Linked DNA regions of Homo sapiens: region 2 is linked to region 1. Evidence: read pairs that join two places in POLR2A ChIA-PET (ENCODE). Cell type or tissue: PC-3. All regions are shown on one strand. Each heading gives the region's core, and the rest is flanking DNA. Links, peaks and the distances in the headings are about the cores only.

Evidence for each region. ChIA-PET counts read pairs that join two places held together with the same protein. Peaks named below come from ENCODE experiments on the same cell type or tissue, not always from the same donor. Only the 100,000 strongest peaks of a DNase experiment are listed, where the experiment ranks them.
Region 2: POLR2A ChIA-PET joins it to region 1 with 18 read pairs; 2 of 35 experiments call an interaction of 5 or more read pairs at or near these places.

The regions. Positions count from the first base shown.
Region 1 is chr10:36,571,613-36,587,450 of GRCh38, forward strand. No RefSeq gene overlaps it. Among named protein-coding and RNA genes, the nearest start is that of ANKRD30A, 550 kb to the right of the region's middle. In PC-3, for the core only: a CTCF peak has its summit at 8,929; a DNase peak (open chromatin) is centred at 6,869; H3K27ac peaks cover 2,622 bases.
Region 2 is chr10:36,113,845-36,129,682 of GRCh38, forward strand. No RefSeq gene overlaps it. Among named protein-coding and RNA genes, the nearest start is that of LINC02630, 220 kb to the left of the region's middle. In PC-3, for the core only: no CTCF peak of the experiment used is centred there; a DNase peak (open chromatin) is centred at 12,437; H3K27ac peaks cover 878 bases.

The DNA.
Region 1 (15,838 bases), core at 2,534-10,533:
ACAAGGCATCATCTTGGAAGGAGATAGAGCTGCCTTCAACAGACATAGAACCTGCCAGCACCTTGATCTTGGACTTCCCAATCTCCAGAGTTATGAGAAAATACATTTCTACTCATTACAAATGATCCATTTTGTGGTATTTAGTTGTATCAGCACAAATAGACTAAGGCACGAAATGTCCTAGTTTTGAAGCCAATACAAGTAAAGATATACTAGCAATGTACCAAACATTATGCAAACTGCTTTTTCCATTATCTCACTTAATTTCTACTACAACTCTTTGAGATAGACACTGTTGTCCCCATTTCACAGATGAGAAGTCCAAAACCTGCTTGATAAATTTTTAAGTTGTCCAAAGTCACATGGTCGGTAGGTGCAGAGCTAGAATGCAAACTCAAGGCTACCTGACTCCAAGCCAGGGTTCATTCCCTTGTGCTGCAGGACCTGACAGAGCATGACATTGAGGCACAGGAAGTTATGTCCAAGCTCCTATTGTTAGGACTGGACACCCTGGACTCCAGTGCAGAACTCTTTTCAGCTCTTTACTATCCAACTTGACAATTTGTGCCTTATGGGGGCTAGACACCAAATCAGGTGTCTAGTCAATTTCACAGCTTTAAAATGGTTATGTGGAGGTAAAAACACCGTTTTTTTTGTTTGTTTTTGTTTTTGTTTTTGTTTTTTAAACAGAGTCTGGCTCTGTTGCCCAGGCTGGAGTGCAGTGGCTGGGGCTACGGGCACATGCCACCATGCCCGGCTAATTTTTTTTTTTTTTTTTTTGGAGATGGAGTTTCGCTCTTGTTGCTCAGGCTGGAGTGCAATGGCTCGATCTCAGCTCACCACAACTTCCACCTCTCGGGTTCAAGCGATTCTCCTGCCTCAGCCTCCCGAGTAGCTGGGATTACAGGCACATGCCGCCACACCTGGCTAATTTTGTATTTTTAGTAGAGATGGGGTTTCTCCATGTTGGTCAGGTTGGTCGCGAACTCCCGACCTCAGGTGATCCGCCCGCCTCCGCCTCCCAAAGTGCTGGGATTACAAGCGTGAGCCACCGTGCCCGGCCAAAAACATCATGTTTTTAAAAATTCCAACTCTATTTGAGATGAGTGAAATGGATCACATACTATCCTGATGATTGGTTATATAAACATTGGGGATAATGAACAAAGAAGAATATTCAAATATTAAATGACAAAAGTAAAAATGTAATTCTAAATATCATAACAAATTCATTCTTCTTCTAATCTGAAAATCATTTCACTAATGATGAAAATACCTTTCATCACCTGAGTTTATCTTGTTCAGGTGACAGAGATTTTATATTCAAAATATTGTCATAGTTAAATACTTTTCATTTCTTCTGTGACTGTCTTTTGTTAAAACCCAGGCTATACAACCCAGGGCATAAAAGTCTTACCATCTTTTCAGGTAGAATTTTTCTTCCTTATGTTAATTTCCAAAAAAAAATCAATAAAATCTGTAGGTCCTGTAAGACACATTTTTTGCAAACTGTATTCAATTCAGGAAAATGATTATCTCTGTTTTTAAAAATAAATGTGTTGTAAATGAAATGTAATGCCGACACTATGTAAACAATAACTCTTCTGCAATTACAAATTTATTTCCTTCATGACTGCTGATGCCTCAAACCTAGAGGAACACCATGGAAGACAAAGAAAACTAAACAAAAACAATTTATTTCCTTCAATCTTTCCTGCTCAATAATTACTTCCTGCATTTTCTGATATCTGCTTCCTGTTGCCTATTTCTATATGTTTTGCCCTTATAAATGACCAAGGGAAACACTATGAATGGAAAAAGATTTGCAGCAATTGTTGGCAAATCTCCAGTTCTGCCTCATTCAAACACGGAATTAAAATTAGAAAGGCAATATTATCCTTTCACCTTTGGTTTATGGTAAGTTGTCAGAAATGGAGCATTGAAATATGCTTTCAAGGTAAGTCCACCTAATTATTTAACTTACGTTTTTTTCTTTTGTCTTTACAAGCAGGGGCACTTGGGTTTATCTGATTGCTTCCATTTGCATTTGCTTACACACTCATGTCCTTTTTCATTTATTCAATAAAAGTCCTTCTTTTCCTTTCTTTTCTTGAATGATTTGATAAAACATATCTGTGATCACATCTTTTAGAGTTACAAAGATATTTTTAACACACTGGTACACTTTCTCTGCTCCCTTCAATTCATTCAGAGTGATTATATATGCAGAAAAATTAACTCTAAAATGGGGCTGTGTCATTTTACAAGTGCCCATTTTTTCAGAAAAAGCACTCATTGACTTCCTCTTTGAATTATTGCTTTTGGATACATAAGCTTCTGCATTTAAATAATGCCTTCTCTTTAGCCAGGGATTTGCGGTGTATCCAATTGGGATGAAATATAAAAATGCAGGCTTCCCACATGTTCTAGAGCCTCTACTTCTCAGAGTGTATGCATAATAACAGATGCTACAAAAGTAACTAGTGAAATAATTTGGAAAACTTCACAAAGTTAAACCTGTTTCTTTACTGCAGAACTTCTCAGAATCTATAATATAGCAAAGTACATGTAAATTTCCATGTATGTGTCAAGTAAGATGTAGTTTAAGACAGTTTCCCCCACACATCCTTATATATAAAATCACTCTGTGGTGCACATCTCTAGACCACTGTTCTGCCTAAGCTAAATTGGGAACTGTTTCACAAAATAATAGCTCTTCAAGGACTAAAAGGGACATTTTGCAAAACCTCAGGAATTTCAAGCTGTGGCTGACTGACCCAAGCAGGAAAAGCAGAGGCAGGAGTTAGCCTAAGGGGAGGTGCTCTGGGCTTCTTCCCATTTGGCTGGAATATTTCTTCAACAGTTGCAGCAAAAAAGGTCCATTAGCAAGAAGGACATGCTTCTGGATGTCTAAGTGAGCCAAAGTGTGGTTTAGCAAACTGCATAATAGAAAGAAATCAGCCAAAGGAAGAACCCATCTGATGAAGCTATAAATGGACCATATACAGGAAAGACAACTAATCATTGAACGTGTCTACTTAAACAACAGTGCTATGGTTAGGCTCTTTGTCCCCACCCAAATATCATCTAGAATTGTAATCCCCAGGTGTTGAAGGAGAGACCTGGTGGGAGGTAACTGGATCATGGGGGCTGTTTCCCCTATGCTGTTCTAATGATAGTGAGTGAGTGCTCACAAGATCTGATGGTTTTATAAGGGTTTTTTTCCCCTTCACTTTCTTGACATGCTCTCTTGCCTGCTGCCATGTAAGATGTGCCTGCTTCACCTTCTGCCATGATTGAAAGTTTCCTGAGGCCTCCCCAGCCATGTGGAACTATGAGACAATTAAACCTCTTTTCTTTACAAATTACCTGGTCTTGGGCAGTTCTTTCTAGCAGTGTGAGAACAGACTAATAAACAGCAAGCCTTTCCTGGGTATTGTGTAAGGTTTTACAGTGTAAATCAGAATTTATAAGCTAATTAGTGCTCAATGAAATTAAGGGTTGCTTTCGATAAGAATTTTATTCCATAGCCATAATATTAAAGAGGAAACAAACCTTAGTTAATCTCACGTCACGTTTATTGCATAGCAATGTTACGCAGGAATCTAGATTTCTAGACATACATATGTCTGCTCCTCAGGGTGCTGTCATTTTAAACACTTCTCCCAAAGTTGAATTAGGAATGGAATAATAATTGTTAAGTAAAAATTCTGAAATCATGGAATTCTTCCTATTGAAAAAAAACACTAACTTCAGTATGAATGAAGCTGTATCATCTGAAGTTCAAATCACAGACAAAAGGTATTTTTGTCTACTAAAGAGATAGGAATTATCATTAATTTTAAAACTTAATTTTATTGGTAAATTTGTGGAATTTTTCTAGGAAAGATCTCCTTCTTTGTTGGAGAATGAATTTCTTTATAGATGCTGAATTAATTTAGTTAAATATTTTGTTACCATAATTATTTTCTTACCATAATTATTTTCTTAAAATATTTATTCTTCAAAATATGTTAAAGTTAAAATGTGGGAATGAGATAAACAATAAACATAAGCCACGATATCTTTTGTAGGAAAGAAAAATGTGGAAGATTGATATCTGTATCTTGTGAGTAAATATAACAAATTCCCATGTTTTTACTGCCTAGAAATGAACAACTTAAGTAAAAGTGTTTTTCCATTTTAAAAAAATGGATGTGGGAAATAATCATTTTATTTCAATCCATTTATAACAACAATTGCATGTTTTAATTAAATTTCCATTGATATCAATAGACAAGGGCATTGCATAGTTTAATTAAATCTTTAACATTACCTTTGAGGGTAGACACTCATTTCATTTTAATTAACAAATGAGAAAATTTCTTAGCTGGGCTAGGTTTATTTAGATGGTTAATAATGGAGCTATGGTTTAAACTTAGGGGGACCGACCAGGGTCTATACCGTTAATCTCTGAGATCCACACATAGGTACTCAGGGTGCCTTGCCTTGGTATCATCACCACTGCATAAAAATTCAGTTAATGTTGGTAAAGTATCAGGTCTTCAGAGGTCTATATCTCATTCATGAAGCTCACTTATGAACTTATTTTGAGGGTATATTGAATCAAAATACACCAGTTAGCCTACATGACGCATCACACGTCTTCTCTATGTTGGGTTTCTTAGTGAAATACAGTGTTAAATGTGAGCTATAGAAGCAGACCATCTTCTTTTTTTCTTTCTTCTTCTGTTTCCTCATTTATTTTTTAATTCTTTTGACATATATTCATTGAGCACTATCTAAGACAAATGTATGACACTGGGATAGAATCGATGTATTAATTTTTAAAAAGAACAAAAGGAGATTATATTTAACCTCAAGGAAGGCACCATCTCTTTTTATTTATTTATTTGTTTATTTATTTACTTATTTATTTATTTATTTTGAGACAGAATCTCGCTCTGTCACCCAGGCTGGAGTGCAGTGGCGCAATCTCGGCTCACTGCAAGCTCCGCCTCCCAGGTTCACGCCATTCTCCTGCCTCAGCCTCCCGAGTAGCTGGGACCACAGGCGCCCGCCACCACGCCCGGCTAATTTTTTGTATTTTTTAGTAGAGACGGGGTTTCACTGTGTTAGCCAGGATGGTCTCCATCTCCTGACCTCGTGATCCACCTGCCTCGGCCTCCCAAAGTGCTGAGATTACAGGCATGAGCCACCACGGCCGGCCTTATTTATTTATTTATTTATTTGAGATGGAGTCTCTCTCTGTCACCAGGCTGGAGTGCAGTGGCACGATCTCGGTTCACTGCAACCTCTGCCTCCCAGGTTCAAGTGATTCTCCTGCCTCAGCCTCCAAGTAGCTGGGACTGCAGGCGTGTGCCACAAAGCCCAGCTAATTTTTTGTATTTTTTGTAAAGATCGGGTTTCACCATGTTGGCCAGGATGATCTCAGTCTCTTGACCTCGTGATTCGCCTGCCTCGGCCTCCCAAAGGGCTGGGAATACAGGCATCAGCCACCACGTCTGGCCCACCATCTCTTATTAGGGTACAGACCTATGAAAAGTAAGTGAGAAGAGTATTTATGTCCTGTGGTAGAATATATAGGAGGCCCCTAAGAAGGGAGCACTCACTCAATCCTACTGACAGAGCAGGGAGTGAGGCCAAAAAGAATTCATCACTAGAAAACATCCTAGCCAAGTCTCAAAAGATGAGGAGGTAGTAAAAGCATATGGACAGGGGAAACAGCAAGGACAGAGATATTGGGCTATGTGTCTCAGCTGTGAAAAGACAGCTGTTTTGGCAGGGCAGGTTAGAAAGCAGAAAGAGTACAGAGAGAACAGGCCAGAGGTTCAGAGGCCAAATTAAAATTGGTCTCGATTCTGTAAGGATAGGAATTTAGACTTTGCCCTTTTGAGAAAGAAAAATCATTGAAAGATTTTAAAAGAGACAATAGGATGATCCTAATTTTTAAGGAACATATTTTAAAACTGCATTTATTTGTTTAATTACACAAGAGTGATATACATGCCTTTTAGAAGCCGTGGGCAGTAAAGGAGGCTGTACAAGCTGGAGGTATGAAGAAGAACTAATGGGGCCTCCTGGAGTTGTGCAGTGCACAACTTATGAGGCCATATGTGACAACTTTATTCTAAACTCAGAGCATAGAAATGAAAATTTCTTATACTTCTAACTCCCAATAACATAAATATTTTCCTAAGTTTTCTTCCACTTTCTTATAAGTATTTTTCCCATTCAAAAATTCATCTATTTTAATCTTCCATTAATTTAATTTTAAACTTTTTTAGAGCAGTTTTAGGTTCACAGCAAAGTGGAGAGGAAGGTATAGAGATTCCCTATATACCTCCACACCCCACACCTTTCCCCACATACACAGCCTCCCCCATTATCAACGTTCCCCACCAAAGTGGTACATTTTCCACAATTGCTCAACCTAAATCAACACATCATAGTTACCCAAAGTCTATGGTCTACGTTGGGGCTTAGCATTGGTGGCGTACTTTCTATGGGTTTGGACTAAGAGATATTCTTTATGGAAGACAAACTATGGCAGCAGTTCCAGAGACTTTTGTGGAGTGAGTCAGGACCAGAGGGAGAGAGAATCGATGATAAATTATTGCAATGGATCAGGTCAGACAAGAGGGGCACTATGACTGGAGCCATGAAGATAGGCAATGGTGGATCTGTTCATGGATTAAATGTGGACTCTATGGAGTGGGAGACGTTAATAATTATGCCATCATAGCTAGTGCTTCTTGCTCAGTATGGTAAGTACTACTAGAAGTTTATTAACTTCTTGAGGCAAAGAGGATGAGTGTTCATGATGCAGTTATCAAATATTTACTATGTGTGAGATCTGATTCATGGTAAAGACATAGAAGATAAATTAGACATGGTTTTGGTCTTCCACTGATTCATATCCTGTTAAATATGCCCAGCAAGACTTCAGATGAGGCCAGGCGCAGTGGCTCATGCCTGTAATTCCAGCACTTTGGGAGGCTGAGGCGGGTGGCGAGGTCAGGAGTTTGAGATCAGCCTGGCCAACATGATGAAACCCTGTCTCTACCAAAAATACAAAAATTAGCCGGGCATGGTGGCAGACGCCTGTAATCTCAGCTACTTGGGAGGCTGAGGGAGGAGAATTGCTAGAACCCGGGAGGCGGAGATTGCAATGAGCCAAGACTGGACCATTGTCCTCTAGCCCGGGTGACAACAGCAAGACTCCATCTCAAAAAACAACAACAAAAGACTTCAGATGAAGTCTGTTAAATCAGTTAAAAGACTTCAGATGAAGTCTGTTAAATGAGTTAAAAGACTTCAGATGAAGTCTGTTAAACGACCAGTCTGGGCAACATGGTGAAATCTCATCTCTACCCAAAACTACAAAAATTAGCCAGGCGTGGTGGCATGCACCCACTACTTGAGGGGGCTGAGGCACGAGTATTGCTTGAACCCAGGAGACAGAAGTTGCAGTGAGCTGAGATGACACTGCTGCACTCCAGTCTGGGTGACAGAGTGAGACTCCATCTCAAAAATATGTAAATAAATAAATAAATAAATAATAAAATGGTCCTCAAAGGAAGAGATACACATAATCAACAGACTACTGCAAGCCACAAAAAAAATGCATTTTTGTCCAACAACAAATGAAAGAGTAAAGAAAATGTGCTATTTATACACAATAAAATACTATTCAGGCATAAAAAAGAATTAAATTCTGTCATTTGTGGCAACATGGATGAGTTTGGAGAACATTATCTGTAGTGAAATAAGTCAGGTGTAGAACTGTAAATATCACATGTTCTCATTTATATGTAAGGGCTTAAAAGATTGCGCTTGAAGACGTAGAGAGTAGAATTGTAATTCTTAGAGGTTGGGAAGGAGAGGTGGGTAGAGGAGAGGGAGAGGTTGGTTAAAGATACATAGTTACAGCTAACTAGGAGGAATAAGCTCTGGTGTTTTTTAGCACTGTAGGGGGAATATGGGTTAACAATCGTTTATTGCATATTTTCAAAAAGCCAGAAGAGAGGATTTTGAATGCTCATAACATATAGAAATGATAAATGTTTGAGATGATGGATATGCTAATTACTCTGATTTGATCATTACATTTTTTATATATATTATAGTATCACTCTGTACCCCATAGATATGTAAAATTATTTCATATATCTACTAACAAAATAAAATACATTCACTAAAAACAAATTTAGGCTTAATTTAAATAAATACAAAGCACTATTCTGGACAGAATTTCAGATTCTTCAATATCTAACGATGAGGCAATTTATATTACTATAGAAATATTCTTTCTGTTAGTGCTACAAGGACTCTCATCTGATCACTAAAAGGTTATTAAATAGTATAATGGATATGTATGGTCACATCGAATAGCCATCAATATGTTAGTATTTTCGTGTAATTATAGTTAAAAACAGATGTCTGCAGGATTGTGGTGGATGCCACAGAAACACATTTACAAATGACCCCTACCAGTCTGTGCCTATGTGGATTATTAACTGGGGTGCACTCCCAGACCATTGTGCTTTCTTGAGGGAAAGGCAATGAATAGCATCCCTACTGTATTCATTCACAGACATCAGTGTAACTTCTCCATCCATGATTTTTTAAAAATCTTTTTACAAGAATTGAGAGCAGAACTTCTTAATTGAACTGCCTGGTGGAATACTTATCCCATAATAATATATTTTATGGAATATCATAGCACAGTGTAACACTCTAAAGGGGTCCAAAGAATCAGATTTGAAAACAAGTCTTCCTTCCTTTTTTCTTTCCTTCTTCTTTGAACATTCAGCCCAAAATCCTGAGTGAGAAAGAATTAGAGGAAGTGTGGGAGGGCTGGAATCAGAACCTTGAGAGGAAAGTGGTAAAGTGAGACAGGAACAGCCTGGCTGGAGGGTGCCACCCAGGGGAGGAAAGTGACTGAGTGGATGGAAGTGGCTTAGGAGAGAGGAGAGTCCACAGGAGGCAGACAGTCTAGATCAGTGACCCACTGAGGAACGGAAACAATTACAATTAGGGGAACTGAGCAAATAGCAAGCATACCGAAGATAATGAAAGACAAGTTTTGCACTACAGGAGAAGAAAATTACAAATATGGAAAAGGAAAAACAACTAGAATGAAGCCTGCAGTGTTGAATTGGAATTGGGGATGTGAACTCACGGTTTTCTTTCTGTTTGTTTGTTTTTGAGACAGTCTCACTCTGTCACCAGGCTGGAGTGCAGTGGCGCAATGTCAGCTCACTGCAACCTCTGCCTCCCAGGTTGAAGCGATTATCCTGACTCAGCCTCCCAAGTAGCTGGGACTACAGGCACGTGCCACCACGCCCAGCTAATTTTTATCTTTTTAATAGAGACGGGGTTTCACCATGTTGGCCAGGATGGTCTTGATCTCCTGACCTCTGTGATCTGCCTGCCTCAGCCTCCCAAAGTACTGGGATTACAGGCGTGAGCCAACGCGCCCGGCCCATGGTTTTCAACATGTAAGTATAGACAGAAAGTCAAGCAAAATATTAATGTTGGTGGTGGGTGTGTAGATATATTTCCAACTCAATTTTGGTTTCTGAATACTACTATCCATTGAAAGGAACAAGGGCTCCTTAGAGAAATGAATAATTCAAAGGTTGGACAAGGAAAGTACAAGATGAGCCTGGATATCTTAAGTGCTCCCAGAGGGCTGAGGTTATGTCAAAAAGAAGATAGAAACCAATTTGAAGGAGCTTTGTTTTATTAGACAAATCTGGGGCAATTTGGGTATCAAAATAAATGATGAGAGCAACAGGTTATAACCTGTTGAATATAATGATATTCTGTGAGTTCATACTGATATAAAATAGATGAATAAATAAGTGAGGAGAAGAAAGCTTTTCCTTAGAGTATAATACCAACTAATAAATGTAAAGTGAACGGTGAATTTGGAAGATTACCATTTGACAAGCATAGTAGAAATAGATGCTAGAGACACGTTCCCATGTTTTTAAGGTATGTACATATAAAATGCTATTGAAGTAAATGGGAGATATGCAGTGGGAACACCAAGGAGTCAACACTTCACCAACCAATTGAAGTTAACATCACCTGTAACGGGACAAAGCTAACTTGTGTGCCAAGTGGGAAGACATCAAATCACTTCTGTGATATCCCCCACCAAAGTGCACAGCCTGAATCTGCTCATGAGGAAACATCAGAAAGATAAACATTAAGGAACATACTTCAAGGTGTCTTGACACCTTTGAAGGTGTCAAGGAAGCCAGGCATGGTGGCTCGAGCCTGTAATCTCAGCCACTGGGGAGATCAAGGCAGAAGAATTGCTTGAGACCAGGAGTTCAACACCACCCTGGACAACATAGTGAGATTCCATCTTTTTTAAAAAAATGTTTCAAGGGTTTGAAAGTGAAGAGAAAATTAAGGAAATATTCTACATGGAAAGAGATTGGGAACACATGATCACAAGGTATAACAAGTGATTCTTAGTTAGAATGTTTCTCCATTAAAGATGGTGAGGAAACTAAAATAAATGTGAGAAGTTAAGATTGGATGGAAGTACAGTGATTACTTCCTGATTTTGGTTGTGATGTGGCTACACAGGAAAGTGTTATTCGTGGGTTGTGAGCACTGAAGGATCAATGCATGTGTCTGCAGCCTGATCTTGGATGATTCAGGAAACAAAGTTTAGACTATTACTGCAACTTTTCTGAACGTCTGAAATTATTTGGAAATATTAAGAACACACACACATTGGATGGGCATGGTGGCTCATGCCTGTAATCCCAGCACTTTGGGAGGCTGAGGTGGGTGGATCACCTGAGGCCAGGATTTCAAGACCAGCTTGGCCAACATAGTGAAATGCTGTCTCTACTAAAAATACAAAAAAAAAAAAAAAAATTAGCCAGGCACGGTGGCGGGCCTCCTGTAATCCCAGCTACTTGGGAGGCTGAGGCAGGAGAATCGCTTGAACCCGGGAGGCGGAGGTTGCAGTGAGCTAAGATCATGCCACTGCACTCCTGTCTGGGTGACATAGGGAGATTCCATCTCAACAAAGAAAAGAAAACACACACGCACACATATATGTGTCTATAGGCAGTGTGTCGGGGAGTGGGTGAGGTGGTGATAAAGCAGGATAATAAAGAAGGATAATCAAAAAGTGATAATGATGAATGTGTGATTGGTACATGTGGCTCCATATTCTCTATTTTTTTTGTGTTCTTGTAAACATGGACAATTTTTTGAACTTTCTGAGCCCTAGTACAATGTGACAAATGTTAACTAAACATATTCAAAGAAGACTCAATATGTTCAGTTTTGTGGTATGCATAGAATTGATTTTGGTTAATGTTTTACTATACTTAATAACTTGACGGCTTTTTGCTACCTTTGACACGATAGAGATGGAAGATACAGGTGACCAGCCAGTATATGGGAAGCTTTGTTGTGCTCTTTTGATGAGCAAAAGTGCACTCCAGAAACTGGTCACTCATCTACTGTTATTATTCTGGTCCAAGCCACCAGGCTTTTGCTTGAATAACTTTTGCTTGAATTATTATAATATCTTCCTAAAATTTCTTTTTGTGACTTCTCCTCATCCAATTTTCTTCCCTCTTCACAGTATATTTCCAATAGCGTTGGCAGTAGAATCAAAACAGAACAGAGCCTGGGACTTGTTTGTTCAAAACAATCTATTGGCTGTCCTACTAGCCCAGAGTGAAAGGCTATTTTTACATGACCTCCAAGGCTCCACGCAGAGGTGATTTCTGATGTTATTTCCTAACATTCTCACTCTCCTTGCTTCTTCCAACTGCATTATGGATTTTTTAAAATTTTGTGGTTTGTTTAACACACAAGTCAGGCTCATGCCTCATGTCTTTGCTTTGGCTACTCTCTTTGCAAGGAACATATTTCCATCAGATATTCTTATGCTCACTTCTTCACTTTCTTCAGGTCATAATTTAAATATTTAATTCGCTGACTGTCCTATCTGAAGTTGTACCGTGTAGACTCTTCCTATTCCCTTTTCATACTGTCTATTCAGCTACAACACTTATCATCCTGTGATATATATTTTACTTCTTTATTACATCAAAAGATTCCTAAAAGAAAGTACATGAAAATGAAAATTCTACTTCATTTATACTCATGCAATCTTCTACTAGACTAACTTTCTAGAAAATAACAACAATAAACTCTGGAATAAGTACAAGAAACCTGAAGAGAAGAAAGTGAAAAACAAGCAGATTCTAGGTAGAAGTTGATACACAGAAGAAAAGAATGGCAGTAACCTTTCTTCTTTTCTTTCTTTCTTTCTCTCTTTCCTTCCTTTGCTCCTTTTTCCCTCCCTTCCTTCCTTTCTTTCTTTCTCTTTCTTTTTTCTTTCTCTTTCTTTTTCTCTTTTTCTTTCTCTTTCTTTCTTTCTCTCTTTCTTTCTTTTTCCTTTCTTTCTTTCTTTCCATTTTTTTTTTTCTTTTGAGGCAGAATCTCACACTGTCGTCCAGGCTGGAGTGCAACGGCGCGGTCTCAGCTCATTGCAAGCTCCACCTACTGGGTTCATGCCATTCTCCTGCCTCAGCCTCCTGAGTAGCTAGGACTACAGGCACCCACCACCACACCTGGCTAGTTTTTTGTATTTTTAGTAGAGATGGGGTTTCACCATGTAAGCCAGGATGGTCTCTATCTCCTGACCTGGTGATCCGCCCGTCTCAGCCTCCCAAAGTGCTGGGATTACAGGCGTGAGCCACCGCACTGGGCTTCCTTCTTTCCTTCCTTCCTTCCCTCCCTCCTTCCCTCCCTCCTTTTTTCCTTCCTTCTTTTCTTTCTTTCTTTTTTCCTTTCCTTTCTCTTTCTACTTTTCTTCTTTCTTTCTTTCCTTCCTTCTTTCCTCTCTTTCCTTCCTTCCTTCCTTCTTTTTCTTCTTTCTCCTTCCTTTCTATTCTTTCTTCTGCTCTTTCTTTCCCTCCTTCCTACTTTTCATCCTTCTTTCCTTCTTTCTGTCTCTTTCCCTTTCTTTCTCTTTCCTTCCTCTCCTTCCTTCTTTGTCTCTTCTTCAACTTTTAATCTGGGAGAAGTCTGCAGTCTATGCTGGGTGTCTAACTCTAAACAGCCTAGTTAAAAATAAAAGCACTGAGTTATAATTTTAGCTGCTGCCAAAGAAACAGTATTTGCTTGAGTCCAGCAAAATCAACTACCTTAAGGTTTTTGCAATTTAAGAGAAAAGGCAACCAGTGAGAACAAATCTAAGGTGAACCAGACCTTAGAAACAAAAATAGGACAAAGGGATCCTATTCATGCTAATTGATATAAAGTAAAATAGGCTTACAAAAACAGCATGTATCAGCAAAGAAATAAACTATAAAAAGAACAAAATAGAAATTCCAGAAGTGAAAAATACAATAAGAAAAATTTAAACAATGAATCACCTTAGTATCTCCTAACTGCAAATTAGAAACTATAGAAGACAGGATCACATAATTAAAAGTGTTAAAAAATAAAAATGACAGAGTAATAAGTCAGAGAACATGAAAATTCTAGTAGAAATTACACAATATGAATTTAAAAAAAGAAAAAGAAAGATTGGAATAAAATATGAACAGGGGCCAGGAGCGGTGGCTCACACCTGTAATCCCAGCACTTTGGGAGGCTGAGGCAGGCGGATCACAAGGTCAGGAGATAGAGACCATCCTGGCTAATATGATGAAACCCCGTCTTTACTAAAAATACAAAAAATTAGCCAGGTGTGGTGACGGGAGCCTATAGTCCCAGCTACTCAGGACGCAGAGGCAGGAGAATTGCTTGAACCCGAGAGGCAGAGGTTGCAGTGAGCCGAGATCGCACCACTGCACTCCAGCCTGGATGACAGAGCAAGAATCCGTCAAAAAAAAAAAAAAAAAAAGAACAGGGCTTTGAAGGCCCATGGGATGATATCAAAATGTCTAAAGTGTGTAACTGGAGTCCCAGAAGAAGTTAACATATTTGAAGAAATTAGGTTGAAACTATCTCAAATTTGCTGAAAAAGATACATTTACATAGTTAATAAGTACAATGAATCCCAAAGAGGATAAATATGAAGAAAACCTTGCACTGGTGCATCCCAGTCAACCTGCTTTAAAACAGAGAGAAAATCTTTAAAGTAGCCACATTATAAGCAAGATACTAGTGACTAAAGTGTTGGCTGGCATTTCCTTTGGACCATGGAAGATGGAAGATAACAATTTTAAATTACTAAAAAACAAGCCCAAACAAATTAAACAAAAAACCTGTCAATGATAAATTTTACCTCCAACAAAGATATCTTGTAAGAATGAAGGTAAATAAATATATATTTAGATAAAATAAAACAAGACAATTTGTTACCAAAGAAATTGTTTTCAAGAAAAGAAGTTCTTTCATTTGAGGAAAAACACCACCAGGTAGAAACTCAAATCTTCAGGAAGAAATGAAGAGCATCAGAAATGGTAAATATCCAAATAAATGTATAAGGTGATAATTATTAGCTCTTATTTAAAGAAACACATATAACTATTTAAATAAAAATGATAATATTGTAATGTGGGGTTTATAATATACTTACTTGTAATATACATGACAAATATAGATTGAAGAATGGAAAATTAAGTGGTGAGTGCTTACAATGTTTCTATATTTTGCATGAAGTGGTACAATATTAACTACAGAGACTGTGAAAAGTTATCTATTGTTAATCATAGAACAGCCATTAAGAAATGCAAATAGGTGGTCTGGCGCAGTGGTTCATGCCTGTAATCCCAGCACCTGGGGAGGCCAAGGCAGATGGATCACGAGGTCAGGCGCTCCAGACCAGCCTGGCCAAGATGGTGAAACCCCGTCTCTACTAAAAATACAAAAATTAGCCAGGCACGGTGGTGGGCACCTATAATCCCAGCTACTCAGGAGGCTGAGGAAGGAGAATTGCTTGAACCCGGGAGGTGGAGGTTGCAGTGAGCTGAGATCATGCCACTTCACTCTAGCCTGGGTGACAGAGCAAAACTCTGCCTCAAAAAAAAAAAAAAAAAAAGAGAAATGCAAACAGGCCAGGAGGGGTGGCTCACACCTGTAATCTCAGCACTTTGGGAGGCTGAGGCAGGCGGACCATAAGGTCAGGTGTTCAAAACCAGCCTGGTCAACATAGTGAAATCCTGTCTCTACTAAACGTACAAAATTAGCTGGGTGTGGTGGCCGCACCTAAAGTCCCAGCTACTCAGGAGGCTGAGGCAGGAGAATCACTTGAACCCAGGATTGGGAGGCTGAGGCAGGAGAATGGCTTGAACCCAAGAGGCAGAGGTTGTGGTGAGCCGAGATCGCACCTCTGCACTCCAGCCTGGGCAAGAGAGGGGGATTCCGTCTCCAAAAAAAGAAAAGAAAAAAAAAAAGAAAAGAGAAAGAAAAGAAAAAAGAAAAAGAAAAGCAAATAATTGGCTGGGCACAGTGGCTCACGCCTGCAATACCAGCACTTTGGGAGGCTAATGCAGGTGGATCACAAGGTCAAGAGATCCAGACCATCCTCCCTAACATGGTGAAACCCCATCTCTACTAAAAATACAAAAAATTAGCTGGGCGTGGTGGCACGCGCCTATAGTCCCAGCTACTCAGGAGGCTGAACCAGGAGAATCGCTTAAACCCAGAAGGTGGAGGTTGGAGTGAGCCAAGATGGCGCCACTGTACTCCAGCCTGGATGACAAAGCAAGACCCCATCTCAAAAAAAAAAAGAAATGCAAATAATTATAGTCAAAATGTAAATGATTAAAATAGAATGTTAAAACAAGACTTCATTTAATTCCAAAGAAGGCAGCAAAAGAGAAACAGAAGGACA
Region 2 (15,838 bases), core at 4,723-12,722, 460 kb before region 1:
TGGTCACAGTTCATGGCATGCCTAGTAAATTTTTATTGAATGACAGACATTTTGCAGACTCTGGATGATATATTTTTTTCAAGAGCATTTACCCTGGCCTGTATTAGAAACAGTGTTGCATCAGATGATATGAATCTGATCAGGGAGTGCAACTCAATGCTGGTTGCAATTACTGTATGGCTGTCTACCTCTGGTTGTCCCATACTCCTAGGGTGTAGACTTCTAGGATTCCCACTGAGATCCTGAAGTATTTGCTAGAATCCCTCTTCACTGATATTCCCAGGCTCTAATTTCCATATCTTTAGCATGGTCTGTTTAGTCAGTAGAGAATAAAAATACACTAAGCTTTAAAAAAAAAATGCTTTTACCCTTGGGAGTGTCATGATCAGGACTATATATGGAGGAGATTTAGGGAGCTCAAATAGGAGGTTATAGTAATAGTCTGGATATGAGTTAATGAAGGCTGCTGATACAGGAAGTTGGAAACAGGAATGTACATGAAGAGACAGATAGGGAACCTCTTATGGAAGAAGAGAGGGTGAGTAAACTAGTTGACTATGTGAAGGTTGATGTGTCAAAGTTTTTGAGCCTAGGGAGCTGAGATATGTTCCGTGGACAACTGGAAAAATGAGATTTTAACTTAGAAGATATTTTAGAGATGGAAATACACATTTGGGAGTAATACATAGGAGAAGATGTAAGAGTTTGAGGTGGATGAGAGCATTGCTTGAGAACACATAGAACAAGAACAGAGAAGTATAGAAGGACAGGATCATAGGAATCATATGCATTTTGGGGTGAATCTGATGACAGACAACTCCTTTTTTCACTTAACCAATGTGTGCCCCCTAATATAGAAGGCACAATTCCAGCAAAGGAAAATACCTTGAATTTAAATATAGACAGTATTTAGTATCACAAGGGAGCGGAGATGAAATAAAACATGAAATAATTTCTTGATTTCTACACCAGGCAAACCAAAAATTCTATCAGCGCTGTGTATAGGGACAATCAGTTCTCTAGTACTAATGAAAGATTTGGTTAACTCTATTCTTTTTAGAACTCTTTAGCATTTTGAGGACTGAAATTACAAAACAACTTGTTGAAAAGTGTATATGGCATTCTTAAATCCAGGAGAGGCATGAGTAGAGCAATGGGAATGTGTCAGTGTTGAAAGTAAATATACTTTGTGTCAAAATGCACTGTGGGGCCAGTGGTATGTGATAAGATACGGAAGCTTGCTTTGGAACTCTCCTTGCAAGTACTGGGACTGGGGTTTTAATAATATAAAAATTCTTGGGGCTTTCTGACAAGGAATGCTTGAAAGCATACATCACTGCAGCAGGCTTATCAGTCCACTTCTAGGACAAACCCAGAAAGAATTTTCCTGTATTAGTCTTCAGGCATTACATTTGCCTCAGCTGTCAGTTACATTTGCTGAAATAAACCAACCTTAGTGATCTTTGCAACATGTAGTAGTTTTAACAGCACATTGGAATTGAAAGGAACCCATGATTTGAATAAAAAATAGTAAATTTGGCTGGGTGTTTCTGTCATTTTTCAGAGTTCTATAACTGACACTGATAGGAAATATTTTTAGAAAAAACAAAATCAAACAGTGGAGTACTATGTCCTTGAAATATACACTTTGTGACTCTCTATGCACTGTGAAAGTAAACATGTATGTTTCTATATAGTTTTAATCCCTTGATAAGAGCGTAGATTTGTGGATGTTTAACTTAACAGCTGTGCCAATAAAACCCAGCCTGATACAGTCTTTATATGCCTGCTATATTTGAAGATATTGTTTAGAAATTTTTTACAGACCTTCTTCTCTTCACTATTCTTCACACCTCCATTTAGCTCCCTTCAGTGGCTGTGTATGTTCTTTTGAATTACAGACATGGAAGGAGAAAAAAAAAAGCTACTACATTTTCTGCTAACTGAAATGACATTCAGCAATGCAAGCAATAGTCACCTTTTTGTTTTTGTTTTTGTGATCACAGATTGGCAGGTTGGTACCAACCCATCTAGAGCAGTGATTCTCACCTTGGCAGCACTTTGGTGTTGCCAGGAAGCTTTAAAAAGGAGAGAGGCCTGGGTCCTATTCAGGGGTTCTAGCTTCATTAGTTTGAGCTGAATCCGGGACATAGGGATTCTTAAAAACTCCCTGGATAGTTATAAAATACAACCTAGAAGAAACCTTAAGAAACTCAATTCCCCAAAGTAACTCTTAGAATTAACTACATAGAAAACCCTGCCTGGATTTTCATCTCATAAATAATACTTAATCTTAATGGTTCTAGACATAGAGCCTGGCCATACTTATTCAAATATGAATTCAGTGTGAGTTTGAGAGTGGGAGTGTGAAAAACATGGGCCTATTTTATATGTGTTACTGGTGAGCTTGCCAGATTCAGCAAATAAAAATAGAGAATGCGCAGTTTGATTTGAATTTCAGATAAACATTGAATAATTTTTTCGTATAAGTATGTCATGTGCAATGCTTAGGACATGCTTGTACTAAAAAAATATTTATTGTGTATCTGAAATTCAAATTTAGCTGGCATCATGCATTTATTTGGCAGCTCCAATTACAGGACATGCAGGAAATTTTTACCAGTTCCACTTTAATCAAAGCATTTTACTTGACTTGTAACCAATCACCTATGAAACCATTTCGTATAGTTCTAATCACAGTGAAGTCACACAGAACAAGCAATCTAGCCCTTGTGGCTGAGACATTTAACCCAATTCACTAAACCTCCCGGCCTACTTTTTCACTTAAAAATTCACTTTGTCTAAGATATTTATAGAAGAGATCCATTCTAATTTCCTTTACCTCTTGAGTATACAGTTCGTAATTCCTCCAGCAGAGATTTATCAGCTTTCTAATACAGTTCTGGGGGAAATCCCCAGTGCCGAAGGGGTTCACTTCTCCAACATAAGTTGTCTCAACTATCTTAATCTGTAGACCAATTTGCTCTACAGCCCCCTACGGAAGGAACTTGTGGATTTTGGCAGTGTTTACCTTTCCTACAAACAAATTCGACATTTTCCAGACCGGCTGGCTCTTAAAAATCACTTGAGGGCTGGGGAAAAGCTGCCTCTAGGCTGCTGCAGAATGCTCCCCACTCTGTTCTAGGAAAATCTTTGTGCCCCTCACAGCTGCTCGTGGATAATCTATGGAGTCATGATTATTTAGAATCTGTGGAGAGGCTGTGCAGTTCCTGGAGTTAAGTTATTTTCAATAAGGAGAGCGGGAGAATCTGTCAAATAAAAAGATAAAATGTTCTGGCCTTATTTAATAGTAGTACAGACTTTTCCACAGGGAAAGGAGAAAAGAACAAATTTATATTTTGTTTTCTCATAGAGGCAAAATGTTTTTAGAAATGTCATTTTACACACACAACAACAACATTTAGTATATCACGTGCTTGCACACTGCTAGCTTTCTCTTAGTGTGGTTAGTCATCTTTGTTTGGGAAGCCTGAATTGGTATCATTATCCTTTTTCATTTGTTAAGATCATCCACTACTCTTTAGTTCCCCAGCCACCCCTCCCTGTCCCTGAGATAAAAACCCATTTAGCATCCTGGGGCAGCCGTCGTAAACTTCTCACACGAAAGAAACTTTCTTTGCAGGCACTAAGTAGAAGCTGACATCACTGTTAATCAAGGCGTTCCAATTTATGTTTTACAGAAAGAAGGTGCAATGCATGTGCTTGTTAGGGTTTCCTCACATCTGCCCTTTCATTTCTAAAGATTCTGAGATTTAATTGAATATTCTCCTCGTTCTGTCAGCTGTGAGACTGGAATTTTGTTTATCAAGATTAGCTTGATCTGGAAAGTATAATTTACATTTATACATTTATTTCCCCATGATATATTTTAATGCTATGTCTGGTGAATTAAAAGCTTTGTATTTAGTTAATTAAAGTGTTGTTTTCCTTTAGGTAGCAACTTTGTTATCTTCATTGCTTTAAACCTGAAGAGTTAAGATCTTAGCCTCTCAGCCCTTCCTTCTCCTCCTTGCCACACCCCCGTCCCAGCCAGTGTAGACCATGGTACTCACGGATCTCTTCCGGGTCCACTTCTGATGAATTTGGGGGAATGTCACTTTTCCAGCCAGTGTAGTCCATGGTACTCACAGATCTCTTCCTGGGAGCTTCCGCTTCCGATAAATTTGGGGGAATGTAACTTTGCTCCAATTGGTTTCTTGTCTCTTCTGTTTTCTCTTCCTACATTAAGGGTTTTTTTTTTGTTGTTGTTGTTTGTTTTTATTTCTGTTTGTTTGTTTGTTTGTGTGTTGGTTTTTAAATTTAAAGCCCTCTATCAAATGTCTGTTACCATTTAGCCTAAGTTTGGGGTGTGCTGAGATTCCCTCCTCTTTTTGATTCCCACCCTTTCTCTGCAACTCTGCTTGGGAATAACTGTATCCTTCCTCTTCCAAGTCTCTGCTTTGTTATATTATTCCTTTCCTTCTTCGTTCCCTCCTGTTTGCTCAGAAGAGCTGCTAACAATGAAATTTACTGTTCTGATTCTTCTGCTTATTTTTGCCACACAGGCCAGGTCCTGGCACCACTTTGCTCTGTCACCTCGACTAGATTGATTATGGGGTGGGAGTGGGGCTTTGACCGATTCGTAATTCACTACTAGAGGCTTTCCAAACTGTTGGAAGCAAACCTCTAACACTTTGATTTAATGCTTCAGAATGAACTTGAATCTTGGCCAAACTCACCAATTATTTGGCTCAAACGCATAAACCTGAGTTGCATTTAGCCTTATGCTCCTCCGTCCCATGAGCCCTGGAGTAGAATTCTCTTTGCGGGTGAAAGCCAGAGTTCATTTGCAGTGGGGAGTCAGGGTAGCTCCTTTTTATGGTTTGTGGTAAAGGCCAAGGGTGGGCGTGTGAGAAAGGGATGCTGGAGATCCTTCTCTTCCCTTCGTCTTACACAGAACCCCTCATTCTATTTCTCATCTTAAACAAAGCCTATCTGCACTTAAAGTTTTAGATTTGGGTTTTAAAATGATTGCCATTGAAGTTATGCAAACGTTTTAGTTTGTTCCATGGTTTTGATCATTTTTACAAACATAGTACAAGATATACCTTTAAGTTTTGTGTTTATTGGATAATACAGTTGGCCTTCTGTATTCCTGGGGTCTGCATCTATGGAATGAACCAAACTATGATAAAAAATGTTCAGAAAAGGAATTGCATGTGTACTAAACATATACAGACTTTTTGTCTTTATTGTCATTATTCTCTAAACAATGTAGTATAACAACTATTTACATACCATTTACATTGTATTAGGTAGTATAAGTAATCTAGAGATGATCGAAAGTATACAGGAGGATGTGTGTAGGTTGCATGCAAATACTACATCATTTTATATCCAGGACTTGAGCATTTGCAGATTTTCATATCTCCCGACGTCGTGGAAGCAATCCCTCACAGATACATAGGGACAAATGTATATGCTTTGATATCACACAGCTTACAATGAAAGTAACACTTCCATTACCACTCAGGTAATTGACTCTCTTGAAAACTGAACTGTGTCCTCCTCTTACAGGTACATAGAAACTTAGAGTTTAGAATCCATCCTCAGGTACTATAGCACCCCTAACATCAAATATCGTTGTAGTGTTTTTTATGACAACATTTTTTGCCCGTGGAAAATGTGCCATGATGACTATAACCATCAAAGGGGCTGTCCCAGAAGGCACATGTCAGGTCTGCATAAACTGAGAGAGTCCAACTTCTCGCTGGTTCATGTCTGAGGCCACGGCAACTACTTTCTGCCAAATAAGTCAGCCGGGACATTCTGGCAGCTTGGAAGGGATTTTTATGTGGATGGATATTAGCAGCTTCCCAGACACAATTAAATCAGGCCAGAAACCATATTAGACACTTTTGCCAAATTTTTATTAAATCAAAGTAAACTAGGTCACTGCTTATTCCTTAACATTATTTTGGTAAAACTTAACCTAAGTCAAAGATTAGAAGAAAAACTTTGTCTCCCTCTCCCCACTGGCACTGCCTTTGTTCTAACAAAATAACATTGATTTTGGATTCACCAGGATCACAAGTTGCTTCTTAATCCAACTGAAAATAATCCTGAACTGATTTTGCAATTTGTTTCCAGAATAGGTTTTACAAAAGCCATGAATTTCCACAGAGAGATTCAGCTTCTCTATATAAATGCTTTGGCTCATGTGTAGAAATTGGCATCTTTTTTTTTTTTTTTTTGGCAACAAGTCACCTAAACAACCTGGCCCAATGTGGAAACAAGTCAAATAAGAAAAACAAGCTAAAATGTTGCTTTCACTGTGAAAAACACATATTTCTAATTCCAATAGAAAGAGACCTTTATATATGATATGCACTGTGCACAAAATATTGAAACTCTACAAAAGCTACTACTGAGACATTGTGGCTTCAAGAATTTTGATTTATTTGTTGCACAATGCAAGAGTGTGAAAATGATTATGGAGCATCATTTGTAAATGTTGGCTATGTTAATCTTGGGTGTAAAGTCGGTGTTGCCGCGAAAGAAAGCCAGGCCTGGCACGAAGCAGTTTATTCTACCCACAGGTTACAGCAGGGCCATCACTGCATCCCATGCAGGGCCGCAGGACACCAGATTTTGGTCAGTGTCAGAAGACAGGAGCAAGGGCAAAGCATAGCCTGGACTCTTTACTGGGATTTCCATGGAAAAGGCAAGGCCGGGCAAGGTAAAGGGATTAGAATTGACTAGTTTAAATAGTACTGGGGTTTTGGCTAGAGGGGTGTCTCTAGTTGCCTTGTACCAGGCTCTGGGAGGATTCAGGGCAGGGAATACATTATTGGCTTTGTGTATGAGAGTTAGATAACGGGTTGGTGGAGTCTAAAAAACTCAGGACTGGCTGGTTTGTATGTGACAGACATGCTCCCAGCCCGGGCTTTTGCTTTAAGAAAGGGTTAGCCCTGGGAGAGGCAATCTCTCTCCTGCCAGGAAGGCTTTTAATATGTCAAGGTTTCACAAAATACAGAAAACAAAACACATGATTAATGCAGCATCTCTAGTAACTTTCACAGTATTTTCAGGGCTACAAATGCTGGAAGACTTCGTCTTTATATTTCCCAATCCCAAGCCATATGGAACAAGGGCATGAAATTCTGACTATGCAAAAGCAAGAAAAGGTCATCTTTTAAAACATTTTTTCATAAGGTAGGAGCGTCTAAGATCCTAAGGACACATGAGGGTGAGGAATCAAGTCCATGAAGACACTGCTGCACTGTTGTATCCACTGATCAACTTAAAATATTACCAGTAATTTTAAAGCCTCCTTGTGTTCCCATCCTTAAAAAGATCCTTATCTGTACTCCCAGAGAAAACTGACTTCTTTATTTATCTTTCCTTGATTTTTAAAAAATATGTTACCTAGTATGATTGAATCCTTAAATAATGTGTTATTTAGCTTTGCATAGTTTTGAACTTTATAGAAAATGAAGCATAAAATACGTGTTCTTTGCCCATGTGCTTTTTTCCCCTCTCCATTCTGTCTTGAGACTCACTCATGTTGATGAACCTGGATGTCAATTCATTTTCAATGGGCTGTGATATTTCATTATAAAAATACATCGAACTTGATTATATGAAAATTTTTGTCCATTTCCTTGTGTACATGTTTATGAGGAAAAACTTTCAGAATGTAATCCCTAGATTAAAAGTTAGATACATCTCAAGCTTTGTTTGATAATGCCAAAATACATTCCGAATTACTTTTCATGGGCTCAGTAGTACTTGGTATTATCAGACTTCCTGATTTTTGACAATTTGGTTCTGAGGAAAACAGTGTCCCATTGTGGTTTTACTGTGCTTTTTTTTTTTTTTATTACTTGTGAGTTTTTGCCAACCATGTTTCCTTTTCTGTTACATACCTACTTATGCCATTTGTTACTCTTGTAATTTATAGGAATTCTTTATACTTATGGTCACTAATTATTTGTCAGTAACAGGCACTGCAATTATCTTCCTTCAATTCATGACTTTCCTTTTCTACTTTATTAATGTCATCTTTGATCAATAGATTTTAATGTGGTCAAATATATTAAAGTTTTTCCTTATGATTTGTGCTTTTTCCTTTGTATTTAAGAAATGTTTGTCCATCATGAAATAATAAAGAAGTACATTTTCTTCTTTAATAATTTGACTTTCATATTAAACTTTCATCCATCCAGAACAAATTTTTGTATGTTGGGTGATTTTTGTGGATTTTGTTTTCATTTAAATGGGCACATGCCCCAGTACTGTTTATTCAATAATTCATTTCTTCCCCACTGACTTATAGTGCCAGAGATGTCCCATGTCACATTTTCTTGTATGCATGGATTTGTTTTTGACATCCCTAATCTGTTCAACTGGTCATTTATCTACCTGTAGACTGATGTTATATGAATTACTGTAGCTTAATAGTAATTCTTGATATCTATTATGAATGGTAATGCCAACTTTTCCTTCTCCTTCTCCCTACCCTTTTTTTTTTTTTTTTTTGAGATGGAGTCTCGCACTTGTTTTCCAGGCTGGAGTGCAATGGCATGATCTCGGCTCACGGCAACCTCCACCTCCTGGGTTCAAGCAATTGTCCTGCGTCAACCTCCTGAGTAGCTGGGATTACAGGCATGCACCACTATGTCCAGCTAATTTTGTTGTATTTTTAGTAGAGACAGGGTTTCACCATGTTGGCCAGGCTGGTCTCAAACTCCTGAACTCTGGTGATCTGCCCCCCTCAGCCTCCCAAAGTGCTGGGATTACAGGCATAAGCCACCACACATGGCCTCCCTTTTTCTTACTCTTCTTTTTCTTCTTATGGTTTCTCCACTTACTTGTCCTTCTCCTCCTCTCTCCTCCTCCTCCTCTTCCTACTCATCCTCTTCTTTTTCTTGGTTGCCTTGGCTCTTGTTTTTTTCTTTTCATATGCATTCTAGAATCAGTACATATATGTTAATTAAATTAAATTTTTATTTCAATAGATTTTTGGGGAACGGGTGGTGTTTGGTTACATGATTAAGTTCTTTATTGGTGATTTCTGAGCAGTGTACACTGTACCCAATGTGTAGTCTTTTTTTTTTTTTTTTTTTTTTTTTGAGACGGAGTCTCGCTCTGTCGCCCAGGCTGGAGTGCAGTGGCGGGATCTCGGCTCACTGCAAGCTCCGCCTCCCGGGTTCACGCCATTCTCCTGCCTCAGCCTCCCAAGTAGCTGGGACTACAGGCGCCCGCCACTACGCCCGGCTAATTTTTTGTATTTTTAGTAGAGACGGGGTTTCACCGTTTTAGCCGGGATGGTCTCGATCTCCTGACCTCGTGATCCGCCCGCCTCGGCCTCCCAAAGTGCTGGGATTACAGGCGTGAGCCACCGCGCCCGGCCCCAATGTGTAGTCTTTTATCCCTCACTCATCCTTACCCCTGAGTCCTCAAAGTCCATTGTGTCATTCTTATGCATTTGGGTCCTTATAGCTTAGCTCCCACTTATGAGTGAGAACACATGCTGTTTGGCTTTCTATTCCTGAGTTACTTCACTTAGAATAATGGTCTCCAATTCCATCTTGATGCATTATTTTGTTCCTTTTATGGCTGAGTAGTATTCCTTTTTCTTTATCAACTTGGTGATTGATGGGCATTTGGGCTGGTTCTATATTTTTGCAATGGTGAATTGTGCTGCTATAAACATGCCTGTGCAAGTATCCTCTTTGTATAATGACTTCCTTTCCTCTGGGTAGATACCCAGGAGTGGAATTGCTGGATCAAATGGTAGACCCAATTTTATAGTAGTTCTTTAAGGAATTTCCACACTGTTTTTCATAGGATTGTTCTAGTTTACATTCCCACCAACAGTGCAAAAGTGTTTCCTTTCACCACATCCATGCAACATCTATTTTTTTGTTTTATTTTTTGATTATGGCCATTCTTGCAAGAGTAAGGTGGCATTGCATTGTGGTTTTGATTTGCATTTCCCTGATCATTAGTGATATTTAGCATTTTTTCATATGTTTGTTGGCCATTTGTATATCCTCTTTTGAAAATTGTCTATTCATGTCCTTAGCCCACTTTTTGATGGAATTGCTTGTTTTTTTTGTTTTGTTTTGAGTTTTTTGTTGTTGTTTTGTTTTTTGGTTCTTTTTTGTTTTGTTTTGTTTTATTTTGTTTTTTTGCTAATTTATTTGAGTTCTCTGTAGATTCTGGCTATTAGTCTTTTGTGAAAAGTATAGATTGTGAAGATTTTCTCCTATTCTGTTGGTTGTCTATTTGCTCTGCTGATTATATATTTTGCTGTGCAGAGGCTTTTTAGTTTAATTAAGTCCCATCTATTTATCTTTGTTTATGTTGCATTTTCTTCTGGGTTCTTGGTCATCTGAAGTCTGCTTATGTCAATGTCTAGAAGGGTTTTTTCAATGTTATCTTCTAAAATGTTTATGGGTTCAGGCCTTAGATTTAAGTCTTTGATCCATCTTGAATTGATTTTTGTATAAGGTGAGAGATGAGGATCCAGTTTTATTCTTCTACATGTGGCTTGCCAATTATCCCAGCAACATTTGTTGAATAGGGTGTCCTTCCCTCCTTTATGCCTCTGTTTGCTTTGTCGAAGATCAGTTGACTATAAGTATTTGGCTTAATTTCTGGGTTCTCTATTCTTTTCCATTGGTCTATATGCCTATTTTTATACCAGTACCAACCTATTTTGGTGACTATGGCTTTATAGTATAGTTTGAAGTCAGGTAATGTGATGCCTCCAGATTTGATCTTTTTGCTTAGTCTTACTTTGGCTATGCAGGCTTTTTTTTTGGCTCCATATGAATTCTATGATTGTTTTTTCTAGATCTGTGAAGAATGATGTTGGTATTTTAATGGGAATTGCATTGAATTTATAGATTGTTTTTGGAAGTATGGTCATTTTCACAATATTGAGTCCACCCATCCATGAGCATGGGATGTGTTTCCATTTGTTTGTGTCATCTGTGATTCATTTCAGCAGTGTTTTCTAGTTTTCCTTGTAGAGGTCTTTCACCTCTTTGGTTAGGTATATTCCTAAGTATTTTATTTTACTTTTTTGCAGCTATTGTAAAAGGGCTTGAATTCTTGATATGATTCTCAGCTTGGATGCTGTTGGTGTGTAGCAGAACTACCGATTTCTGTACTTAATTTTGTATCCTGAATCTTTGCTGAATTCATTTACCAGTTCTAGGAACTTTTTAGATAAGTCTTTAAGGTTTTCTAGGTATACAATCAATCATGTCATCAGCAAACAGTGACAGTTTGACTTCCTCTTTATTGATAATGAAAGAAATGAAAATTAAGAAGACAATATCAACTTGACTTTTCAATAGCAAAATAAAGCAGACTGGCCATATCAAGTGTTGGATGGAGTGTGTATCCAGGATTTTCTTTTACTTTGATGGTAGAAATATAAACTGGTACAACTGCGTTGGAAAACAATATACAGCTGACATTTGCATTCTTTAAAATCTAGCAATTCTACTCCAAGTTCAATTCAAGGAAAAGCTTAGTACATGTGTCCCCCAAAACATGTACACAATAGCACTGATCATAAAGGAACAAAATGGAAATAATACAAAAACATATAGACAGAAAATATATAAATTATGGTATCTTTTCACAATAGAGTATGTTTAGCTACATGCAACAACATGGATAAACATTAGTATCATTTTGCTGAATCAATAAAGTAAGTCTCAAAAGACAACATACAGTTTGATATTCTTGTTTGATATTCTTGTTTTGAAACTCACAACCTGGTAAAACTAAACAATATTTTTTAGGCATCAAATGTATGCAGTAACTCACCTACATAAAGAACAAGGAGGAAATAGATATAAAATTCAGGTATTGGTTATTTTTGGAGAAATGGCAGGGATGTGGGATTGGGAGAAGTGCTTAGGAAAAAGTATTTTTGGTAGAATATTCTAGCTCTTGGATTAGATAGTGCTTTGGGGGTTGTTGATTATAGAATTAAGAATAAGTACATTAGAAAACCAACTATATAATAAGTACATTAGAAACAAACTATATAATAAGTACATTAGAAAACCCACAAACTATATAAAGAAAGTTCCTACATCTAAGAGGATGATGATGTGTTGTGAATGAAGGATTATGACCAATCCAATTCATGAGGTCTAGTAAATAAATAAGTAAACAATAAATGATAAGCATTTATATTAGAAATGGCTTTGAATAAAGGAAAAGGTAGTGTCCACAAAACCCACTGGAAGCTCTGAATTGAGGAGCTCTCAGTTCTTCTTCATGGGTAGGACTGCCTAGAAGTGATAAGCAGTCAATAGTGATTGCTCTAACTACACCACTAAACAAGAGAGTTTGACTCATCTCTTTAATCAAACATTACATTCAGAATAGTATGTAGTGATTCTGCAACTGGGAAAATGGGACTAGTTAAACAATTAATCATCATTAATCATCATTTTAGTGTTAATCATTTTACCTAACTTTTCTTCAATTTAAAGAAATCTTAAGATTTCTTTAAATCCAATGACCAATAACTAAACATATAAACTTTTAAACAAAACAGCACACCCTTTCATGATTGTCTAATAAAATTTGAGATTGACAGATGATGCCCATATAAGATATTACCACACACACAGCCACACCCACACACACACATACACATCGGATAAAGTAGCAAAATTTTTAAGATCACATGAAACCAATACCACTCATATAAAGAGGGCAAGAAAAACAATTAAAACCTTAATGTTGGATGGAGCTGTGGCCCATATTTTTAAAGTTGATGTTAGTTTAGCCATGAAGGTGTAAAATACAGAAAGAAAGTGGGTGAAAAAGACATAATCAGATTACAGATATGTTTATATCTATAAAGCATGGCGTGAGCTAAGATTGAATTGTATAAAATACATATTAGAAATTATTTCAGTAAAGGCCATCGACTTGAAGTCATTCTGTGATGGCAGCTTATCAGAAAAAAATCATGGGTCCCTAATGAGATGTTCCCTTAACATTGACTAAATGACATTAAATACACTTTGATTTATTATTTGAAACAAGTAGTATAGGATTTTATTACAGGATTCTAATGTGTATGAAGGATCACATGACTTATGAAAAGTATTTCTTTATTTTATTTTATTTTATTTATTTTATTTTATTTTATTTTTTATTTTGAGACAGAGTCTCACTCTGTTGCCCAGGCTGGAGTGCAGTGGCGCGATGTCAGCTTACTGCAACCTCTGCCTCCCAGGTTCAAGTAATTCTCATGCTTCAGACCTGAGTAGCAGAGATTACAGGCATGTGCCCCCACGCCTGGCTTTTGTATTTTTAGTATAGACAGGTTTTTGACATGTTGGCCAGGCTGGTCTCGAATTCCTGACCTCAAGTGATCCACCTGCTTTGGCCTCTCAAAGTGCTGGGATTACAGGCATGAGCCACCGCACCAGGCCAGGAGATATTATTTCTTTATCACCTTGTCCTCTGCTCTGTCCCCATTCCATGAGAAATATTCCCATGTTTAGTCTGACTCAGGGCTGGGCTGTGTTTCTCCTACCACAGGTCTTTACATCAGTATGGAGTCCTGCTGCGTTCTCAGACATTTCCTCTGAGGCACTGTAACAGGAATGAAGGGAAAAAGATACTAAGGTCATACAAATTCACATGTCATTGAAGGTACTTGATTGTTTAAAACACAGGAAGTTTGCATCCCACTGAAAAGTGTTATTCATTGAAATAACATTTTACATTATGTATCTTCAGAAAGAACAAAATAAATCAAAACTAAATTTTTTTGTTGGATAACAGATGAACAGTGGTTGATTTCATCAAATGTAATTTTTCAAAGACAATGCATTTCAATGCAAGTTGTACTTGCACTTTCAGAAAATCATACCTTTATACACAGAGCTAATTCTGAGTAACAAGTCAGTAATCCAGATTGATTCTGTTCCATCTTGGTGTCACGCGTTTTGAGAACCCTAATTCGCATAATAGGTAATATGAATTGCCTATTATGCAAATTAGGATTCTCAAAACGCGTGCACCAAGGATCAGCGAACGTTTTCTGTGAGTTTCTAAGCTAAGTCAGAATAAAGACTGAGGAGGGATCCCCAAAAAGCTGGCAGGCAAAGGGCAGGTTGGAATGCAGGGTTACAAACTGGTGACCTTAGGACAAAATTCAGCTGCTCACAACCTTCCAAGAAAGGTAAAGGCCTTTAGACGGTGTTCATTCTTATGTCCTCAGGCTCACTAATTTACGTCTCTCTGAGGGCATTTGAGTTTCGCGCCTCTTGGTGTTTTAAGGCCACTGCTGAAGAAATTCATTAGCCGTGTCTCTTAGGTCACTTGTATTATACAGCCAACTGCAGGGGCCTTTACTACAAGAGTCTCTAATACATTCATCAGATTTTACTACTATGTCTTGCAGATAGCTCATTCACAGTCTTTTTGTTCATGAAATATGCTGTTTCATTTTTTAAGTTTTATCACAAACACTTTAACATGCATCAAATTAAAAGTCACCAATGATTCATAATCTCTGAGGTCAAATTTCTTCATCCAATTTTTCATCCCTACAGCAATCTAGCCATGGACAGTTAGAGCATATCTTGATTCAAGGCATTCAGCCTTAAGAATATATCTGGCAAACGGCCTAGGCGAGGTGGCTCACGCCTGTAATCCCAACACTTTGGGAGGCCGAAGTGGGCAGATCACGAGGTCAGGAGATCGAGACCATCCTGGCTAACATGGTGAAACCCCGTCTCTACTAAAAATACAAAAAATTAGCTGGGCTTGGTGGCGGGCACCTGTAGTCCCAGCTACTTAGGAGGCTGAGGTGGGAGAATGGTGTGAACCCGGGAGGCGGAGCTTGCAGTGAGCAGAGATGGCACCACTGCACTCCAGCCTGGGTGACAGAGCGAGACTCCATCAAAAAAAAAATACATATATTTGTGTGTGTATATATATATATGTGCATGTGTATATATATATGTGTGTATATGTATGTGTGTATACATATATGTTTGCATGTGTTTGTGTGTGTGTATATATATATATATATCTGGTAAACAAGCCAGCTCTGGGTCAACAAACACATTTTCCAAGATTTCATTTTTTTTTAATTTTCTTATCTTTCTTACACTCCACAAAGACAAATAACGAATAAATCTCAGTTCAAATATTCTGTTCAACACCTCCTCCTGACTCTACTGGAAAATATGTAGTAGGGAAAGCTTCCAAAGTACATTTCCATTTTAATTCAAATTTTCTAACAAACACATATTCAAACTAGTATTTTTATTGTGGTAAAGTTTTACCACCTCAAAGAACAAACTGAGAAATATCATGAACAAAACCATTTGAGAGAAGTGTTCTTGGTGAGTGATTGCAGTAGTCACTGGCCGCAGCAGAGTTTCCTATGGCCTTAATGTAAGCAATAACTCACGGAGTTTTAACCACTGGTAGATTTTTCCCTATCTCTGCAGACATCTGTACGTTCTAGTGAATCGTACTAGATTGAAAAAAAAAAAACTCACATAGGTGTGTATCTTGCTAAAAAAAAACTGTAAACATTTTCAATTAACATATCTTCATAGATAAAATCATTGTAAATGTAGTAAACAAATAAAAAATACATTAATTTACTTAAGAGCTAAAATCTCTCAACCAATTCAATTGTACTCTTGGACATTTGAAACTGCATTATTTGGCAATGTTGTGTGAGGCAAGTAATTTTTTTCTTTAGTTTTGCTTTTATTTTGGCCAAAAGGAGAAGTTTTTTTGCTATCTAAAGGATAGAACTTTACCT